Linked DNA regions of Homo sapiens: region 2 is linked to region 1. Evidence: chromatin contacts called from ENCODE Hi-C or POLR2A ChIA-PET data. All regions are on one chromosome and are shown on one strand. Each heading gives the region's core, a stretch centred on a gene start or an enhancer-like site at or near the end of the contact. The rest is flanking DNA. Distances are from core to core; before and after follow the strand shown. Region 1 overlaps HECW2 (HECT, C2 and WW domain containing E3 ubiquitin protein ligase 2). Region 2 overlaps HECW2 (HECT, C2 and WW domain containing E3 ubiquitin protein ligase 2).

Evidence for each region. Hi-C counts contacts between places; a loop is a spot of excess contacts on that map. ChIA-PET counts read pairs that join two places held with the same protein, here RNA polymerase II (POLR2A). Pooled maps may share reads with other maps.
Region 2: a loop to region 1 is called in a map with no recorded cell type, with 2.7 times the contacts of the local background. The contact joins two enhancer-like sites. A Hi-C loop is called at or near these places in 1 of 168 maps with a recorded cell type or tissue (GM12878), 11 of 37 single-sample maps with no recorded cell type and 10 of 50 pooled maps. POLR2A ChIA-PET finds 5 or more read pairs at or near these places in 3 of 52 experiments (GM10248, GM12878 and OCI-LY7).

The regions. Positions count from the first base shown.
Region 1 is chr2:196,281,832-196,286,871 of GRCh38, forward strand. The region is part of intron 14 of HECW2 (HECT, C2 and WW domain containing E3 ubiquitin protein ligase 2); the gene reads right to left. Among named protein-coding and RNA genes, the nearest start is that of HECW2-AS1, 24 kb to the left of the region's middle. Within about 2 kb of position 2,605, at least 2 of the 41 ENCODE cell types and tissues checked have a DNase peak (open chromatin) inside an H3K27ac peak, as active enhancers do.
Region 2 is chr2:196,378,013-196,383,052 of GRCh38, forward strand. The region is part of intron 2 of HECW2 (HECT, C2 and WW domain containing E3 ubiquitin protein ligase 2); the gene reads right to left. Among named protein-coding and RNA genes, the nearest start is that of HECW2-AS1, 120 kb to the left of the region's middle. RefSeq lists an enhancer at 2,383-2,522. Within about 2 kb of position 2,210, at least 2 of the 41 ENCODE cell types and tissues checked have a DNase peak (open chromatin) inside an H3K27ac peak, as active enhancers do.

The DNA.
Region 1 (5,040 bases), core at 1,355-3,854:
GAAAAAGACAAGCCTGGTTCTGAGCTCTAGTTTGCTACTCACTAGCAATGTCACCTTGGGCAAATTAGTTAAAATTTTTAAACCTCAGTTTCTTTTCCTGTTAAATGGGGATCATAACTACATTAAAGGAAGGTTAACTGAGATAGTTCATATGAATTTTTGAGCATGCTGCCTGTGACACGTCAAATATGAGGTCCTATTATTTTCACAAATAATAGTTTTCTTTTCTGAAACAGTTTCCTAAGGATCACAGTGTTTCTTGCTAAAGCCCATACACAAGGCTCAAAAAAAGGAGGACCAGTGAAAACTGTGTTTGTTAACAGGCTCCTTGTAAGTATGTGTGGCCGAGACTAAGTTCTGACCAGTAAGATGTAAAACATAGTACTTCTGGGAAATCTGATAAGGGACAGATGATCCTTCGTTCTGTCCTTCACCCATCCTACCCTCTGAAACACAAATTTAATAGTGGAGCTCCAGTAGCCATACTGAACCATGGTGATTGTTGAGGAAAAGAGTCAAACTCTGTAAAATATTTGAAGAGATTTATTCTGAGCCAAGCATGAGTGGCCAATGGCTTGTGACACAGCCCTCAAGAGATCCTGAGAATGTCTACCCAAGGTGGACTTGGTTTTATACATTTTAGAGAGGGCTAAGACACCAAAAACACATGCAAGATATATGTTAGTTCAGTCTGGAAAGGCGAGACAACTGGAAGCAGGGGTGGGGGCGGTTCTAGGTCATAGGGAGATTCAAAGATTTTCTGTTTGGCAATTGGTTATTATCTAAAGATCTGGAATCAATAGAAAGGAATGTCTGGGTTATGATAACGATTGTGGAGACCAAGGTTTTATCATGCAGATGAAGCCTCCAGGTAGCAGGCTTCAGAGAGAATAGACTGTAAATATTTCTTATCAGACTCAAAGGCTCTGTTCTATCAGTCTTAAGGTCTCTGTGTTGGTGTTAATGCTGGTCAGCTGCAAGGCATATCCAACCCCCCACTTTCCATCATGGCCTGAACTAGCTTTTTTAGGTTAACTTTGGAATGTCCTTGGCTGAGAGGAGGGGTCCATTCAGACGGTTGAGGGGTTTAGAATTTTATTTTTGGTTTACAAAATGAAGGATGGCTGAGCAAAAAGTTGGAAGGAGCGGCTAGGTGTGGTGGCTCACACCTGTAATCCCAGCACTTTGGGAGGCCAAGGCAGGCGGATCATGAGGTCAGGAGAGGGAGACCGTCCTGGCTAACATGATGAAACCTCGTCTCTACTAAAAATATACAAAAAGTTAGCTGGGCGTGGTGGCAGGCACCTGTAGTCCCAGCTACTCGGGAGGCTGAGGTAGGAGAATGGCGTGAACCCGGGAGGCAGAGGTTGCAGTCAGCAGAGATCACACCACTGCACTCCAGCCTGGGTGACAGAGCAAGACTCCATCTCAAAAAAAAAAAAAAAAAAAAAAAGTTGGAAGGAGATGGGGGCTCTTGCAACATGATGAACTCCCTGGTCAACCCTAGACTGCCTACCTCTCAACTTCTTTATGTGAGAGAATACACTTTTTTTTTTTTTTTTGAGATGGAGTCTTGCTCTGTTGCCCAGGCTGGAGTGCAGTGGCACAATCTTGGCTCCCTGCAACCTCTGCCTCCCAGGTTCAAGTGACTCTCCTGCCTCCACCTCCCAAGTAGCTGGAATTACAGGCACGCACCACCACGCTACCACACCTAATTTTTTGTATTTTTAATAGAGACGGGGTTTCATCACGTTGGCCAGGCTGGTGTTGAACTCCTGACCTCAGGTGATCCACCTGCTTTGGCCTCTCAAAGTGTCGGAATTACAGGCGTAAGCCACCATGCCTGGTGAGAATACAGTCTTGTATGTTAAAACGTATATGGGTTTTCCACTACAATACAGTCAAATCAAATCCCACTGGAAACAGTGAAGTTTCCACACTGCAGAGGAAAGACAGTCTCTCTAAAAGTAAAATCAGAAACCACCATTATATGTAGGGATTTTCCCTATTTGGTGAATAATGATATATCTATCATTCACCTTTAATACAGCCAGAATACAATTCCCAATTTAAGTGAAATGTACAGTTGGAACTTACCAAGCTGGGATTTGAACCCATGTTTCTGTCTGACCCCAAAGCCCAATGAGCAATATCTTTTTCCCCACCTCTCTGCTTTTCATACATCATCTCCTTTTTTCCATTCTGCTTTCTGCCTACCATCTTTTCCTTTTTATGTTCTTCCCACTCCCCTCACACCTTATATCATACTTTATTTTAGGAAAACATTTCATTATGTATTGAATGAGGCTGACGGTAACAGCCACTCACAGTGCTTGGCCTCACCAGTTTCAACACTGCAAAGTTTCAAGTGGAAAGACTGCTACTGATCCCAGACAGCATGCTCTACATACTGCGTCCAATTCTCATCGCTAATCTGTTGGAAGGATGGCCATGGGTGGAGAATAGGTCCTATTTGTATCCCACAAGGGGCTCTATTTCAGAGTCAAATGGAATGTGTATATTGTTTACACATGTTTTTTACATCTGCCAAGTACTTAGGGGAAAAGTCTCAATTAAGACCTCCATCAAAGCCACACAGCTAGGGCACTGACTGAATATAGCACTTCTAAGGAGCAATCCCTTGGTGTGAGTTTTGGCTCTGCTCTGGGCCCACTGTGTGACCTTGGACAGGTTTCCTTAGTGCTTTGCTTTATTCACATAAAGGAAATTACTCAGGTCACAGCTGAATTGTGAAAAATAGATTCTACTTTAAAATGAAGAGAAGAGCATGCAAAGTCCAAGCATGCCATTTCTATTTGTGACACACATATCAATTATGTCAGGAAAATGGATCACTTTCCCACAGGAAATGCTACCTAGTTCAAGCCAGCAATGAAGCTGACCTAGTACATTTGGATCACTTTATGTCACAGTTTTTGAATAGCCTGCAATTATTTATGTAAGTATCTATCACATATTAATAAATGCTGTCTAGAGTAGAGTATGTCGAGAATGCAGGCATGAAAAAAGAAAAATATGGAAAAATAGATCCTTTTCACATTGGCTACTAGCAAAGCAAATTTTGAACAATATTGATTCCCTAATGCTAAGTTTCATTAAGGAAATTCACTCAAGCTTTACAGTGCTGGGCCAACTAACAACTCAAAAACTGAAAGGAATGCAAATACACAAACTCGAATCTCATTTTTAAAAACATCTACCCTTTCACTGCTTCAGGGCATAGTCAGAGTCAGGAAATATGGGCTAGTTGGAGCCAAGTGGTATTTTAGTGAAGCCAAACAAAATACATTTCTTTCTTTACACAATTCTTTCTTTTTTCTTTTTTTAAAAAAACTTCTATTATTTTAAGAAAAGAAAAAGCCATCACTATTTATGAAGAAATACCAACCTCAGGCTCAACAAATCTAAGTTAAAGAAGTTTGAAATCGTTTCCAGTTACTATTTTGCCACTAAGGAATACATATTAAAAGGCTATATAAACAAAATAAAACAAAAAGTGCTTGTAACTATGCTACAGAACGCTACAGAAAGACAGAACATCCGATCTTCCATTTTTCTTTCTGTAAAGAGTTATGTAAACAGTGAAAGGACAATAATTGATAAGCCAGAAGCACTATGTATTGTATCTGCTGTAAATTCTGGTGTCTTAGCCTACAAAGTCTTGGAAGTGCTCAAAAAAAGGCTCATTGTAATCTACTTTCATTTTTTAAAGATTGTATTTACTTACCCATTCTCTTCCTTCCAAATTATAACTCTCTTCTCAGCTCCTGGCTCCTTCCCCCAAGATTCCCCCAGTTATAAGGAATAAACATGCTATTATTTTCTTTATGTCTTAGACAGACTCTTTGTCACAAATAGTGGAGATGAAAAGGGCTGAATGATACAGTTTATCCTCAGTAAAAAAATCGTCATGCTAACTTGGTTCTTTTGAAGGAATCAGTAGTCCCAATTATTTCATGACATCTGTATCAGTCACAAAAAAGCTTATAGAAAAGTATTACGTTTAACTGCTATGACTGCAGCTCTAAAGGTGCTAGGAGAGGAAACAGGGATTTGTGGTACTTGGGCCAGAGTCCCAAAAACAGTCGGTTAGTAGATGTGGACAAGCACAATATAAGTACAACACTTTGATGTAAAATGTTAGCTAAGGGAGTGGTATTTTATATGTTGGGAGTGACAGTATTTAGGCGTTCAACCTGTAAGAGGGGAGCCAGTGTTATGTTGGAGATGGCTTGTACCAGCTTGTGAGAGCGGACTGTAATTTTAAGGAATTCTGTGAGCAGGTTGATGTGATGCTGACAGCATGTAATTGACCATGTTGGGAGAATTTACACCATCAAAACTGGCAAGTGCTACAAATCAGCCCTCCTCTCCACCTGCCACAGAGAGCTGATTGTTCAACATTTCCCAACTTACAGCTGTGGAAGAGTGGGAATAAAGTTATCCAAATTACCACATTTTAGGTGGAGTAGAAGTGCATTACCATGAAATGTTGAAATCATATATTCATATATATATATTTTAAGATGGAGGTCATATATATATATATTTAAATCCATGCAGGTCATAAAGACAACTGTTAAAAAAGAAAAGGCAAAGACCATCTCTGTACTTAGGCAATTCCTTCAAGATTCCATGAGTCTACTGTTTTACTCAGAAATTTATTCATAAAACCGATCTCTGCTCTATTTTCTCATTCAAAAAGGTACACAACCCCTAGACAGTTTATTTTTGCCATCTGCCTTCTATGTACACTTACGCATTAATTCTTTCTAACATATTTTTACCTTTTAAAATAGACAAGAAGTCCTTAAAAACCATGTGCTATCTATCATTTTATAGTTTAATTCCATCAACAGCTAGATTGCTGCATAACTTAAGGTAATTAAACCAGATACCCACCACAAGAGGTATCAGTTGTTTCTAAGCAATTAAAAATGTGTCACAAAAGTAACAAATGTGGTGGTCAAGTAGACAACATATTTTTCAAAATGTAGCACTTATCTTGCTAAGAGACTT
Region 2 (5,040 bases), core at 960-3,459, 96 kb after region 1:
GTTCAGATTAGTTTTGCACGTATTACTCTAAGAGTAGCAAAATCACAACTGTCTCCTCTTTGGCCTTTCCTTGGGTTGGGAGTCAATGGGACTGCCATAAGTAGAGCAGAGTGGTTAAAAACCCAAGCTCAGAAGTCAGATTCCTAAGTTTAAATTCAGGCCCTACCATGTCATCTTTTTGTCATCTTGGCTAAATCACTTTAATTCCCATTGCCTAGGGCTGAAATAGCATATATACTGCACCACCACCCCCATACACACACAATTTCATACAATGTGCTTTTATTTATGAAAAGAAACACGGAAATGATAAAGAAGAAGCCACCACAAATGGTTACCTACAGAGAGAATAAGTGTTCAGAGTGGAGATACCAGGGATAAAATATAAAACTACTCTTAAAACACCTTCTTGTATAGCTTTCCCCATTGGCCCAATTAGAATATTTTCAAAACCCTGCAATTCATTAGAACACATGAAAATAAAATGTTTAAACACGAGTTCATAGCAATATTAAAATATATGTAGCCCCTAAATAAAATAAAAGTAAAACTCATTAGTCACAATTGACAATAACTAGGGCACCAATGCCCACATATTCTGAAAACTGTCATTGAAAATTAAAGAATTAAGCATCATTTTGCTTTTCCAGAATGAACAGTATTTCAAAGGTACTAACAAGCCATGAGGAGAAGTGCTTTTTACATAAGAATTCCAGGAAATAAGTACAGAAGAAATAAGATAATTACAAAATTCATAATTTTTCAATGCATAAGAAAATAATATATTTGAAAACATTAGACAAAAAAATCAATGAGAAACATTCTAACGAAGACATTACGCTGCCACAACTTGAACCCACTAATCAATCTTAGCATCACGAAGAATGGGGCAGTCAGACTCTTGTGTAACTTTTGATGGAATGCAACATGAAGTACACAGCACCACCAAAGAAGCATCCTTGGGGAAAAACATTAACTTGATGATATTCAAGACCCTTTTGGTTAACCTCCAATTTATAAGAAATAAGGGAGTCAGTGGAACAAGTTAAAAGACAATACCAGTGAGCAAAAAAAAAAACAAATCCTGAATGTGAGACATTCTCAAGGACAACAGATACAGTTGTCACTGGCACTGTGAAAAATGAAAGGAAAAAATGATAGTGAAAAGAGTCAGATAAAACTAATGCACTCTAAATAAGTCTATTTTTATTTACAGTTCAAAAACAGGCAAAACTAACCTACAATCAAGCCTTAAGGAGGCTGTGATTGGGAGTATGAGAAGGACTTTTGAGGTGCTGAGAATACTCTATGTCCTGATCTGGGTGGCAGTTATACAGGTCTACACATACGTAAATGTTCATTACACAGTACACTTAAGATTATGGCAACTTGGCTGGGCGTGGTGGCTCATGCCTGTAATCCCAGCACTTTGGGAGGTCGAGGCGGGTGGATCACGAGGTCAGGAGATCGAAACCATCCTGGCTAACATGGTGAAACCCCGTCTCTACTAAAAATACAAAAAATTAGCCAGGCGTGGTGGCGGGCGCCTGTAGTCCCAGCTACTCAGGAGGCTGAGGCAGGAGGATGGCATGAACCCGGGAGGCAGAGCTTGCAGTGAGCTGAGATCACACCACTGCACTCCAGCCTGGGCGACAGAGCAATACTCCGTCTCAAAAAAAAAAAAAAAAAAACAAAAAGATTATGGCACCTTAAGGACTTTCCTAAATATGTGCAATTCCTCAATAAAACAATAAAAGAGACATAATTAGCCTATGGTGTTTGAAGTCAGGACAATGGTTACCTTTAAGGAAGAGTGTTACTGAGAAGATGCAAGAGCCATAAATTTATGATGATTTTACTTCTCTGCATGTATGCTATTCTCCAGCAAAAAAAAAAAAAAAAGGATGAGGGGAGAAGGTACTGCTCTACATTAAAGGTGACATAATAAATAAATTGTTAACTGGATTTTGCTTAAATCAATTATTTTTGAGAAACAGTGAAATTTTAATATTAGATAATTCTTGTGTATAATATTAAGCATAATAAAGACATTTTGCTTATTTAAGAAAATATCCCTATTAGAAGTTCATAGGGGTGAAGCAGTTGTCCTGTGTGGCTATTTAAGTCCCTGCTCAGTTCACTCAGTGGTTGGATAACAAATGCACAAAGATTTGCTTAAATGCACTCAATCAGTAAGTCCCCCAGCCTTTGCTGATGGGCTGTGTGTGTTTGATGGAACACTCCTTCAGTACTCTAAGCAGTTTATAGCTCTGCCTTAACTTTTACTTCCTGCTTGCACAGAGCCTGAAGGTCAGGCACAGAAGAAAATAAGGTCTCTCCTGGGTATGCACACAGCCCTTTGTATGCATTTGGCTTTCCCAATTCCCAGGAATATATTTGAGCTTTTCAAAGCCTGCTATGCACATCTCTTTCTCTATATTGTCCTTTTCCGTTTTTTTCTGTTAGTCCCTTATGTGCCCCAAGTGGTATTGCCACCTCAGGTAAGTGCAGTGTTAAACAACTGTCATTGGTTGTTTTTGAAAAGTGTTCTGGTGATAGGGTTGTTTGCACCAAAGAAGCTATGAGCCAGGTTAACGAAAGTCCTGCAAATGGGGCTTTTCCAGAGAGCTGCCAGACATGTCAGGTAGTGACAATTCTCTAACAGGGATGAGGTTTTTGGGGAAGCTCCAAACCCATTCTGCTGCCGTTAGTGGCTCGTAAGGTGTGTTTGTTTTCATGACTACCATGGTTGCAGAGCTTCTGGTTTTCAGTTATTGCAGAGCTGGGGAGACAGGAATGATAAAAGGCAAGTCATAATAAAATGTTACACAGCCAAAGCCTACTGTGCTGAGTTCAACCTGTTTCTTGAATAAATGCTCCTCATGTACTTGAAAGCTTTTGGCTGATTTCCAGAGTTCTAAAAAAGTTGACTTTTGCAATTTTCTCCAGTGTTTTCATTGCTTTTTTGGGGAGCAGAATGTGGTGGTGGGGGTTCTCACTCTACCATTCCCGAAGTGCTTCTCCTCACAATCATCCCTTGAAGATTAGATTGGGGTAAGAAAACCCCTGACCTAAGCCCCGTAGGAAAACCCTACCCGGCTTCTCAGCTGCCATTTACAATAAGCACAGTTGCTTAAAGCATGATGCTCTTTAGAAAGTCTAAAGTCCCTTAAGACACTGTTCTGTGACCATGAACCTCACCAATCACCCCACATGGTTCTCACGTCACTGAGTCTAAGGATCAGTTCAGCACAAAGTCATCCCTCCTACTAGAAAAATGATTAAATTCAGCATGTCCTACTAACCATGTGGACTATGATAGTAGCTTCTATGAAGGTTTTATCTTCATTTCATAATGCTTTGGTGCCTTAGCTGTTAATAAGTTGTAAATCAGTATAGAAAAATAAAGTAAAATCAATGTCCATATAAAATTCTACCCAAAATCAACCAACAGTGAAATTTTCAAGCAGGTCACTGGTTTCTCATAGCGTCAGGATTATAAAGAAGCAGGTTCCAGTCTATTAATAGCCAGAAAATGTTCCTTATATTATAATAAATAAAAGTAGACGAAAAGTTCTGGGAAGTCAGGAAGCAGACATTTGCCTCCTACCAGGAGGGCAAGAGTTTCCCAGAAATCAGACCCAGCTGAGGTTATAAGGGTCATTAGTAAGGCAACATCCCCATGATAAGGTTCTCTGTGGACCATGACTAGAAGTCTAGTGTGATATAAAGAAGACAGCTTTCCTAAACTGCCAGATTTCCTGCAGAAATCTACTGCAGGACACAGCTGACATTAGTCTTTAACTAGTTTAAACTGAAATAAAATTAAACGTAATATTAAGCAAGACAAAACACTAATGTGATTTAAATATATACATATATGTATGATTATTCATTACAGCACTATTTGTTTGTAATAGAGAAAACTGGAGACAATTTAAATGTCCACTACTTAACCCATCAAATATACCAGTTAATAAATTATGTTACATCTCAACAATAAAAGTGTGCACATATATAAGAATGGGACTCTTTCTATGTTCTGACCTGGAAAAATCTGAACAATATATAAGTGAAACAAAGTGTAGAATAGTGCATATATTTTGCTATTTTTTATATTAAAAGAGGTGAAAATTTCTACATAGTTGTATTTGCTTATTGATATACATGTATGTATATGTGTGTGTGTATATACATATAGTATGTGTGTGTGTGTGTATATATATATATATATACATGTGTGGAATATATATCCATCCATATATGTATAAAAACTTTGAAAGAATAAACCTGAAACTAATGAGCATTGTTACCTGTGAGAAAAAAAGGGAAAAATTTGGAAATGCATGAGAGGTTGAAAGGAAACCTGTCAAACTACTTCTTTGCATTTAGAAAGTTTTTTGGGCCAAATGACTATATTACTTAATCGAAAAAAGGCCTCTGGTTATTCACATAGGGCAAAAAAAAAACATGTAATAACATTATCTTACAGTTTTTTAAAAAATTAGAAACTAGAGATGTATTCAGATTTTGTAAATCTCTAGTTGATGAAGCCCTAAGTAAACCCCAGAAAGAATTTCTGAATAGGTATATAACATGAAAAAGGATAGAATGAGAGTCTGTACAATATAATAGCGGATTGTATTCTCTGTCTTGTAGCAATACGTGCCCTACTTTGTCTTCATTATTTATAAATAACCTGGCTTTAAAAAGCATCTACAGCAACTGCATTTCCAACGGAAATGGCACTTGCTTTACATGAATGTTCTAAACCAGGGTAGCTCCATGATAACCCTGACCTTTAGAAATGTAACCAGCCTCAATACTAGTAAAAATGATATTGCAAATGGTAGCAGGACCACAAGTAGCTTTCATTTTATTCTATTTTCTGTATTTTAAATGTTTTTCACTAAGCTTAACTTTCATGATCAGGGACAAAACTATATTTTTCATAAGACAGGTGGCTCTGGTGGCAGTATGGGGGATGAATTGCAGTAAGAGGAAATTGGTGGCAGAAGCATCAGTCAGAAGAGTGGTTCA